Linked DNA regions of Homo sapiens: region 2 is linked to region 1. A link is an interaction called in ENCODE POLR2A ChIA-PET data of the cell type or tissue named here. Cell type or tissue: HepG2. All regions are shown on one strand. Links, peaks and the distances in the headings refer to the core of each region. The heading gives the core; the rest is flanking DNA.

The links. Peaks named below come from ENCODE experiments on the same cell type or tissue, not always from the same donor. Only the 100,000 strongest peaks of a DNase experiment are listed, where the experiment ranks them.
Region 2: POLR2A ChIA-PET joins it to region 1 with 5 read pairs; 34 of 35 experiments call an interaction of 5 or more read pairs at or near these places.

What each region holds. Positions count from the first base shown.
Region 1 is chr4:102,875,422-102,881,254 of GRCh38, forward strand. All of the region lies in intron 1 of CISD2 (CDGSH iron sulfur domain 2), which reads left to right. Among named protein-coding and RNA genes, the nearest start is that of CISD2, 9.3 kb to the left of the region's middle. In HepG2, for the core only: no CTCF peak of the experiment used is centred there; a DNase peak (open chromatin) is centred at 3,160.
Region 2 is chr4:102,820,242-102,825,627 of GRCh38, forward strand. All of the region lies in intron 2 of UBE2D3 (ubiquitin conjugating enzyme E2 D3), which reads right to left. Among named protein-coding and RNA genes, the nearest start is that of UBE2D3, 4.6 kb to the right of the region's middle. RefSeq lists an enhancer at 4,957-5,386. In HepG2, for the core only: no CTCF peak of the experiment used is centred there; no DNase peak of the experiment used is centred there; H3K4me3 peaks cover 2,197 bases.

The DNA.
Region 1 (5,833 bases), core at 513-5,512:
TTTTATAATTTTTGTATCTTCAGTACCTGTCCCACCACCTGATACATGTGAGTGAGGTATTACAATTTTAGAAGGTGCTGAAAGTTTTTTTCTTAAATATTTTAAGTAGTCTTCCTGTATTTTAACTTACACTGTCATTATTCATAAGCCATGAACAAAGACAAGTAAGTACAGACCTTGTAGGAATTATCTCAAATGCCAGTTTATTGGAGTACAAACTCAATTAGGCTAAAACTTACTGAGGTCTTGGTTTATGTAAGTCTCTGTTAAAGGGTAGGGAGTTAGGGATTTTTTGTTTAGTTGGGGAGGAGACAAATATTTACCTAACTATATAGTTTTAAGGCAGAATGCATTAATAGTTTGAATTGTGTTCTGTAGTTTTTACTGAGTGGGTTCCTACTTCATTCGTTTCTCCCAGCAATCCTATGAAGTTAGAAGACTCTTTACTTTTCTTTGTGCCTTGAAAATTCTGCGCTCAAGTGCTTGAGCTCCTGGCTTCTCATTCGTTAGGTCTCTGCTTAAAGGTTCTTTTTTCAGAAACCTTCCCTGACCCCTTACCTAAAATTGCAGCCACCCTACTGCTTTGCCCCAGGTTAGTTTTTCTCTTATGTCATCCTTTATTTCCTTTATAACAGTTACTATAGTCTGTGATCATCTTGTTTATTTGTTCACTTGTTTATAGTCTCTGTCCTCTGAAATATATACCCTATGAGAGAAGGGACCTTATCTATTAGCCTGTATCCCCACATAGTGCAGTTTGTGGAGTGTGGTAGGTACTAAGTAAATATTGTTGAACAAATGAGCTTACAGTTGTTATTCCTGCTTTACAGACAAAAGAAACCTGGTTCCAAGTATATGAAAATCTGGATTTATACCACAGATAAACTGAATTAGTTGTTTACTGAAGTCCTGTTATGTGCAAATTACTAAGCACTGGTTACATAGATATAAATAAGACAGCTACTGTATTTGCATTTAGCACAGTATCTCTACATAGTAGGTGTATTAGTCTGTTTTCACACTGCTATAAAGGTAACTACTCAAGAGGCCAGGTGCTGTGGCTCATGCCTGTAATCCCAGTACTTTGAGAGGCCAAGGTGGGCAGATCATGAGGTCAGGAGATCGAGACCATCCTGGTCAACATGGTGAAACCCCATCTGTACTAAAAATACAAAAAAATTAGCTGGGTTTGGTGATGCACACCTGTAATCCCAGCTACTCAGGAGGCTGAGGCAGGAGAATCACTTGAACCCCTGAGGTGGAGATTGCAGTGAGCCAAGATCATGCCACTGCACTCCAGCGTGGTGACAGAGTAAGACTCCATCTGGAAAAAAAAAAAAGATAATACCCAAGAATGGGTAATTTATAAAGGAAAGAGGTTTAGTTGACTCACAGTTCTGCATGGCTAGGTAGGCCTTAGGAAACTTACGGTCATGGTAGAAGGGAGCGCAGACACCTTCTTCACAAGGAGGCTGGAGAGAGAAGAGTGAGGAGTGAAAGGGCAAGAGCCCCTTATAAAACCAGATCTCATGCGAACAGCATGGGGAAAACCACTCCCATGATCCAATCACCTCCCACCAGTTTCCTCCCTCAACATGTGGAAATTATGGGGATTATAAGAGGTGAGATTTGGGTGGGGACACAGAGCCAAGCCATATTATTCCACCCCTGGCTCCTCCCAAATTTCACATTCATTTTGCATTTCAAAATCAATCATGCCTTCCCAACAGTCCTCCAGAGTCTTAATTCATTTCATCATTAACTCAAAAGTCCACAGTACAGAGTCTCATCTGAAACAAGGCAAGTCCCTTCCACCTATGAGCCAGTAAAATAAAACATAAGTTAGTTCCTTTTAAGATACAATGGCAGTACAGGCACTGGGTAAATACACCTATTCCAAATGGGCAAAATTGGCCAAAACAGAAGGGCCACAGGGCCCATGCAAGTCTGAAATCCAGTGGGGCAGTCATTAAATCATAAAGCTCCAAAATGTTCTCCTTGACCCCATGTCACATCTGGAGAACACTGATGCCAGGGGTAGGCTCCCATGGCCTTGGGCAGCTCCTTCAAGGGCTGGCATCGAGTGCCTGCGGCTTTTCCAGATGCATGGTGCAAGCTGTTGTTAGATATACCATTCTGGGGTCTGGAGCAGGTAGCCGCCTTCTCATGGCTCTGCCAGGCAGTGACACAGTGGGGACTCTGTGTGAGGGCTCCAACCCCACATTTCCCCTTTGCACTGCCCTAGCAGAGGTTCTCCATGAAGGCTCCACCCCTGCAGTAGACTTCTGCCTGGACATCCAGGTGTTTCCATACATCCTTTGAAATCTAGGGTGAAGTTCCCAAACCTCAATTCTAGACTTCTATGCACCCACAGGCCCAACACCACATGGAAGCCACCAAGGCTTGTGGCTTGCTCCCTCTGAAGCAGTGGCTCAAGCTGTATGTTGGCCCCTTTTAGCCATGGCTGGGACACAGGGCATCAAGTCCCAATACTGCACAAAGCAGCAAAGCCCTGGGCCTGGCCCACAAAACCATTTTTTCCTTCTAGGCCTCTGGGCCTGTGATGGAAGGGCCTGCTGTGAAGACCTCTGACATGTCCTGGAGACATTTTCCCCATTGTCTTGGCAATTAATATTTGGCTCCTTGTTACTTATGCAAATTTCTGCAGCCAGCTTGAATTTCTCCCCAGAAAATGGGTTTTTCTTTTTTTTGGGGGGGCGGGGGGAAGGAGGGGGACAGAGTCTCACACTGTCACCCAAGCTGGAGTGCAGTGACACAATCTCAGCTTGCTGCAACCTCCGCCTCCTGGGTTCAAGTGATTCTCCTGCCTCAGCCTCCCGAGTAGAACTACAGGTGTGCACCACCATGCCCAGCTAATTTTGTATTTTTAGTAGAGACGGGGTTTCACCATGTTGGCCAGGACGGTCTCGATGTCTTGACCTCATGATCTGCCCGCCTCAGCCTCCCAAAGTGCTAGGATTACAGGCATGGGCCACCAGCACCCAGCTGGGTTTTTCTTTTCTGTTGCATCATCAGACTGCAAATTTTCCAAACTTTTATGCTCTGCTTCCCTTTTAAACCTAAGTTCCGATTTCAGGTCATCTCTCTCTCAAGTTTCATCAGTCTCTTGGGCAGGGGCAAAATGCCACCAGTCTGTTTGCTAAAGCATAGCAAGAGTGACCTTTGCTCCATTTCCCAGTAAGTTCCTCATCTCCAGCTGAGACCACGTCAGCCTGGATGTTATTGTCCATATCACTGTCAGCATTTTGGTCAAAACCATTCAATAAGTCTCTAGGAAGTTCCAGACTTTCCCACATCTTACTGTCTTCTGAGCCCTCCAAAGTGTTCCAACCTCTGCCAGTTACCCAGTTCCAAAATTGCTTCCACATTTTCAGGTATCTTTATAGCAGTACCCAACTCTCTGTTGTAGCAATTTACTGTATTAGCTTTCACACTGCTATAAAAGAAATAAAAACATAAAATAAAAATACTACCCCAAACTGGGTAATTTATAAAAGAAATAAGTTTAATTGACTCACAGTTACGCATGACTAGGGAGGCCTCAGGAAACTTACAATTATGGTGGAAGGGGCACCTTTTTCACGAGGCAGGAGAGAAGAGTGAAGAGCAAAGCAGGAAGAGCCCATTTTAAAACCAGATCTCATGAGAACTCACTATCAGGAGAACAGCATGGGGGAGATTGCCTTGATGATTTAATCACCAACCACCAGGTTCCTCCCTTGACGTGGGGATTATGGGATTACAATTTGAGATGAGATTTGGATGGGGACACAGAGCCAAACCATATTAGTAGATACTTAATAATTATATAGTAAATATTTAATTTTTATAGTAATAATTATATAGTAAAAATTTGTTTAACAATGAGAAATTGATTTATTCTTTCAGAAAATGTTTAGTAAGCACTTAATAAAAATCAGAAGGGGGGGATTGATTGGGAAAGTACTACAAGAGCAAACTTTCTGGGGCAATGGAAATGTATTTTGTCTTAGGTGGTGTTTATAGGTCCATATAGTTACAAAACTCATCAAACTGAGCGCTTCACAAACACAAAGCTTGGCCAGGTGCGGTGGCTAATGCCTGTAATCTCAGCACTTTGGGAGGCTGAGGCAGGCAGATGGGAGTTTGAGACCAGCCTGGCCAACATGGTGAAACCCCATCTCTACTAAAAATATAAAAATTAGCAGGGCGTTTTGGCAGGCACCTGTAATCCTAGTGACTCAGAAGGCTGAGGCAGGAGAATCGCTTGAACCCGGGAGGCAGAGGTTGCAGTGAGCCAAGATCATGCCACTGCACTCCAGCTTGGGCGACAGAGCGAGACTCCATCTCAAAAACAAACAAACAAAAAGCACAAAGCTCAATAAACTGAACTGTAAATTAAACACTTCAAACAAAAGTAAGTTAAATAAATTGAGCCAGACGTTATATAGACACTGGGGACACAGATGATCAGACAAATAAGGTCCCTGCCCTTGTATCTCTCTTTTTCTTTTATTTTTTATTTTTTTTATTTTTTTGAGATAGAGTCTCTTCTCTGTCTCCCAGGCTGGAGTGCAGTGGTGAGATCTTACCTCACTGCCACCTCCACTTCCGGGATTTAAGTGATTCTCCTGCCTCAGCCTCCTGAGTAGCTGGGATTACAGGCGTGTGCCACCATGCCCAGCTAATTTTCTGTATTTTTAGTAGAGTTGGGATTTCACCATGTTGGCCAGGCTGGTCACGAACTCCTGACCTCAAGTGATCTGCCCACCTCAGCCTCCCTTAGTGCTGGAATTACAGGCGTAAGCCACCACGCCCAGCCCCCTTGTATCTCTTATATTGTGAGTGGGGAACATGATAGGTAGATGCAGCCATTAAAATTTATGTTTCCAACTGATATTAAGGAGTTGGGGAAATAATATAATAATCTGACATACCATTAAGTGAAAAATGCAATATAGCCTTATTTTTTAAGCATTTACAGCCTATGTATTTACATACCAAAAAAGAGATACATTTACCAAATAAATACATAAATGTTATTTTTTATAATCCTAAGACAAAAATAAATAATATGCTGAATAAAATACATTATTTTATACAAAAATTTGCTTGGTGTGGTGGCGCACGTCCATAATCCCAGCTATTTGGGTGGCGGAGGCACAAGAATCACTTGAACCTGGGAGGCAGAGGTTGCAGTGAGCCAAGATCATGCCACTGCACATCAGCCTGGGTGACAGAGTGAGACTATCTCATTAAAAAAAAAATATATTTTAAATTATTTTATTTGGTCAGGCACGGTGGCTCACGCCTGTAATCCCAGCACTTTGAGAGGCCAAGGTGGGTGGATCACCTGAGGTCAGGAGCTTGAGACCAACCTGACCAACACGGTGAAACCCCATCTCTACTAAAATACAAAAATTAGCTGGGTGTGGTGGCGTGCGCCTATAATCCCAGCTACTCGGGAGGTCACTGAGGCACGAGAATCGCTTGAACCCGGGCAGTGGAGATTGCAGTGAGCTAACACGACACACACTCCAGCCTGGGAAACAGAGCGAGACGCTGTCTCAAAAAAAAAAAAAAAAAATTTTTTTTGCACATTATTTACAGTTAGTAATATTTTCCTTTCAAAGTATCTAAAATATCTGTAATAGCTGAACATATATCAAACAGATCTATAGAGACTAGCACATGTAAAATTTTTTTTAAGTTTCTTGTTTGATTCTTCTGTATTTTATCTTTCTTCATATAAAATCAGCCTTAATTGACAGAGAAATATTCTATGTACTCATTCATATGTGGGAACTAAAAAAGTTGATCTCATGGAGATAGT
Region 2 (5,386 bases), core at 1-5,000, 56 kb before region 1:
TAATGTTATGAAATGTCTGTATAAAATATGTAGATGCGAATATCAAGGCAGGGAACAACAAACTTCAGAAACATGGTTATTTCAAGAGAAGGATGCTTGGCAAAAAGATATGAACAATTTCACAAAACTCCAAATAGTCCCTTTAAAACACATTTTAATTTGAAATTTCTTCTGAGAAATCCTTTTTTATCTTAAGGTTTAACAGTAGGCACTGCACAGTATCTCACTGCATCACTGACAAGGTATTAACTTCCTGTTTAGTCGTAATTATAGGTGAAACAAGCATGCGTGTTCATTACACAAGGTACTAAGAATGGATTGAATATTACTAATTTTCTTTCGATCACCACTGAAGGTAAAGTCACTTAACATTATTCAAAGCCATTCTTTTGTAAGCATTATTTAAAAATGGGCAAAGAAACCCAAATTTAGATTTGAAGCTCTGCTCCATGAAAGCAAGAAGGGTGTTTTATGGACATTAAAACAAACAAAACAAACAAACAAACAAAAAAAACAAAGATTAACAGCCAAACAGCTGCCCAGTAGTAGAAAACATTCAATTACACATTAGCCATGAAATTACAGCAAGGTTAGGATTAATGTAAGTATTTCATACTGAAAAAGGTACAAGAAATCATGATTCACAATTGACAAACATTTAAATACGACAAATTCAGCTATGAAAAGTTGAAGGTCTCTTTTACAATAGATTATGTTGAAAGTATCATTAGGAGATAAAAATCAGATGTTTCAACAAAGTATAAAAATACTTCCCTAAACTTTTCCCTTCCCTACATAACAAGGTTGAGGATACAATTCTGAATAAATCTTATCTAATAAGAGAAACTGGGCAGTAAGATATTTGGTGAATGCATTCATTTTTAATTATGAAATAACACTGCTATGGTAGCAAGCTCAAGACCACAACATTTCCAAGAATGGAGAGTTTTATTTCATTAATTTCAAAATACTGGTTTTGGCAAGGGGAATTAAGTCATTATAATAAAAGACAAATCACATTGTAATAATACTAGTACAAAAAATACAGTATAGAAAATTTATTTTAAATACCTCCCCTACTAGATCTAATATTCTTGAAAGGTAAATTACAAAGTGACAAACAACTATTCATGTGTTTACATGCTTATTTTCACCACTGAACGCAGAGATTACCATAGATAAGGACCATCTTCCTCATTTATTCCCTGGGACTAGAATACTACGTCTAATGCAGATTAGGACCTTTACTCCCTTGTATCTGTGGTTCTTAATCAGAGAGGAGCTTCAGAATCACCTAGAAAATTTTCAAAATTATGTGTTTCCAGGGAAAATGATTTAGTAAGTCTAAGACCCCCATGCAGCTGTATTTTTTTTTTTAAATTCTAAACAATCTGACATTTAAAAATAAGTAAACAAGTATAACTGGATTGTAACACAAAGGATAAATGCTCGAGGTATATACCCCATTTACCCTGATGTGATTATGCATTGCATACCTGTATCAAAATATTTCATGCAACCCATAAATATATACACCAACTATGTACCCACAAAATTTTTTTAAAAACTCCAAATGTTCTGGAATATAAATGTAATTCATGTCACACCCAACAATATATAATATTCAGTAAGCTCTTCTATACGCTAACAGATACAAGAAAACTGCTATTTAAAAAAAGAATGCAAAAACCAACCTAGGTTTGAGATTTTAATCTGAAACATTTTTTTATCTCAGTGTTACGAACCTAGTTTCTTTTTTAATAGATAGATTATAGCAACATGCTGTGGAGAATCCTCAAAGATTGCCTGTCTTGGATAAAAAGGGTCACCTAAACTCAGGGGCAAAGTTTGACAGAGCAATCTAGTGACACAGTAGTTCATCCCAGTGATGGAGCATTCAACTTTTTATTTGTATAAATAACAAAAACTAGAATCAACACTGCAGATGAGCATGATGAAAGAAAAGTATGCAGTGTCAGTAATGCATCCTTTTTCAAATTAAACAAATACTGAGGTCCTATTATTATCAGCATCCTTCAGTCACAACTATCCTACACAGAAAGTGAGCTGGCTATCAACAAGCTTTGAGGACCATATATGAAACACATGCAAGACAGTTTACCCAGCCTATATACTAGTTGGGGACAATAAATATATTTTGTTCACTCTAAGACATCCTAAGCAGTTAACTGGCACATGTTAGTTTTCAGTGCTTGAAGAGACTACCCCAAAAGAATTAAATCCACTTCTACTTTCAAAATATTATTAGCCAAAATCTTAACTCACAAATTAGCTATAACCTAAGAGTAAAGCTAACTCCCAATTACTTAGATGTATAAGTGGGAGAGCAAAGCAGCTTATTTCAGGTAACAAACTAAAATCACATACATTATAAAACAGGAATTGAAGGGCCAGGCCACGTGGTGGCTCACGCCTGTAATCCCAGCACTTTGGGAGGCTGAGGCGGGTGGATCACGAGGTCAGGAGATCAAGACCATCCTGGTTAACACGGTGAAACCCTGCCTCTACTAAAAAAACAAAAAAATTAGCCGGGGGTGGTGGTGGGCGCCTGTAGTCCCAGCTACTCAGGAGGCTGAGGCAGGAGAATGGCGTGAACCCAGAAGGCAGAGCTTGCAGTGAGCTGAGATCGCGCCACTGCACTCCAGCCTGGGTAACACAGTGAGACTCCGTCTCCAACAACAACAAAAAAAGGAATTGAAATGGTTCAAAAAAGAGCTTGAGCTTTTGGTGCCTATCTGATTTGAATCCCAGTCACTTACTAGTTGTGTGACTAGACGACTATTTCTCTGAGCCTGTTACTTCATCTATAAAATTCTCACATCTATCCCACATGGTTGTCTTGAGGATTAAATGAGTTAGGGTTTAGATGAGACTGCATTGTCTTAACTACTGTAATAGATAATACTATATGCAAAAGTAAACCGTTCTGAATGACAAAAAAAAACTAAAGGATGATATCAAACTGTAGTTGTTAAGAGCACATACTCTGGACCAGGCTGCCTAGGTTCTAATCCCAACTGTCACAACATGAACCTGGGTCATCTTCTTAACCTCTATGCCTAAGTTTTTCAATTTCGAGATGGAGATAATCTTGAAATTATCTCAGTGGAAGTGGTGGTAGGAGGGAAACGAAGATCAAATGAGAGTTTTTTAACCCTTTACCCATGGTTTCCCTGCTAGCCGCTTGCTTATAATCATATATAAACACTAAAGTCATACTTCCAGAAATAAAAACCCTTACGAAAACTTAACAGGGTGTATACAATGAAAACATGAGCTATTCTTTTAGGCTTGGTTCACATATTTATCTTCAAACGTCCCTAAAACACATATATTGTAGTCCCTGTTTAATGGGAGTGGTAAAATTGTCTACAGCTCTCAATACCAATCAACTTGGAGTGCCACTTTTAACTCCTGTTGTTTAATAGCCCTATTTAAGACCATATTACAGCTCGTTCAAATAAAGAATACAGGAAAAAAGTTGATTGGTCTAACAGTCAAAAAACTTACTCCAAGAACACAGCTGAAGCAAAGTATAAATTCAAAAGCTCGATCAAATGGACTAAAGGTTAAAACTATTCCAATAATCATTTCAGTAAAATATTAACGAGGAATACAGATATATCATAATACTTGAAATGTGGGACCTTCAGACAAGAATAAATTCGAAATAGGTACGTAACACAAGCATACCATACTGACATCAATGGCTACTTGACCCCATATTTCTAGAAGAGGTGCCTAAACCGAAGAGCATTCCAGTTCAGAGCTGTCCACTCACTAAAATTGTTGGATGTGGAATGTTTGAAAGTTGCCTCATGTGATTTTAACATTAACAGCTGAAAAACCAAACCACATGCACACGTCAAAGTTTCTGTAAGTTGAATCAATAATGTTCACATAAACACTGGTTTTTCCAATATGCCAAGTTTTTATGTTGTGTCTATATTACATAAATCTTCAAAATATTTACAAAAGGAGACAACCTGGTTAACTAAGAGTACTAAACTAGAAATCAAAGTTCTTAAACAAAAACGATTTTTAAAAATTATAAATTGTGATATTAAAATAGCAGTAATAACTAGGAGTGTCATGTGCCAAGAGCCTGTTCAAATTTGCACATTAATCCATTTAATCGTCAAAACAAATCTAGGAACTTAAAATTTGTTTTGTTCACTGCTGCCACCCCAATGTCTAAAACAGTGCCTGGTACATATTAGGCACACAGTCATTTATTGTTCATATTACAACAGATACCCTTCTTATAGAGGCACATAAACTTGCCCAGAGCTAGAATTCTAACTGGAGCATTTCTGCTCCAATGTTTACACTCTTAACCACTGTTATATTGTCTCTCTAAAGCTTTTAAATCATTTAAGTGGTGTCACAGCAGCTGGGTATGACCTGTAAGAGAAAAAAAATCAGAGGCCTTCCTTTAACGTGTTCTGTTCCACATGCACAAAAAGCTATGGATCTGGTACTATTCCACATTTTAGTGGCCTGAACTAATTCCAACAGAAAAGATTTTTATTTGTACTGAATGTTATGCTCTTTGTGTAAACCACACTGTAACATACAACTAGGCTTCTCCAATATGTTCCTGGCCTTTAAAGTGGTCACAAAAAGAGGTAATTATTTCAAAATAATTTTTACTTTAATCCTTAACTCCTAAAAAGCGTTTCTTCCTCTTTTCTTTCATTTCACAAAGATTTAAATTTGTATTTCGCATAACCCAAAATGACGATGTTATGAAGGCCCAAAACAAAATTCACGATTTCATATCAATACATACTAAGAGTGAAGATTTAAACCTTCCTCTTTCATGAAACACCAATCTTGCCAAATAAACTCCAGTCATAATTAAATACAGGCAAATGTAGTATCAGGTCTATTTTAGTAAAGGCAAATTCTTGCCATTCCTCTCAGAACTCTTTTTAAAAAAGTAATCTATTAAAACCAAAGTTTCTAACACTCACCGACACTCCACAATTTTTCTAGTAAGGCTGAATTTATTCCATGACATTTTTTTCAAGTTAGCTGTAAACACTCCACCCTCTTCGATTGTGCAACAACCAAACACATCACACAAATACAAGTCACAAAAAAGGGAAATACAGTTTAAGAGTTTGAATTTAGGTAAGTTTTGAGCAGAGGATCTTAGAGCAGTGCACAACGCGATATAAAAGTTAACATTTAACAAATCATATTAATTCACATTATTACGAAAGGAGATGCCGGAAAGAGCCTGAACCAGTTAAAGCAGCCGCCATCTTAAAATGCGGGATAGAAGTTAGAGCAAGAAAATGAGACTAAACCACCGGAGGTGGAGGTTCCGCTCACTCCCAGAGCTCCGAAAAATCCTAGT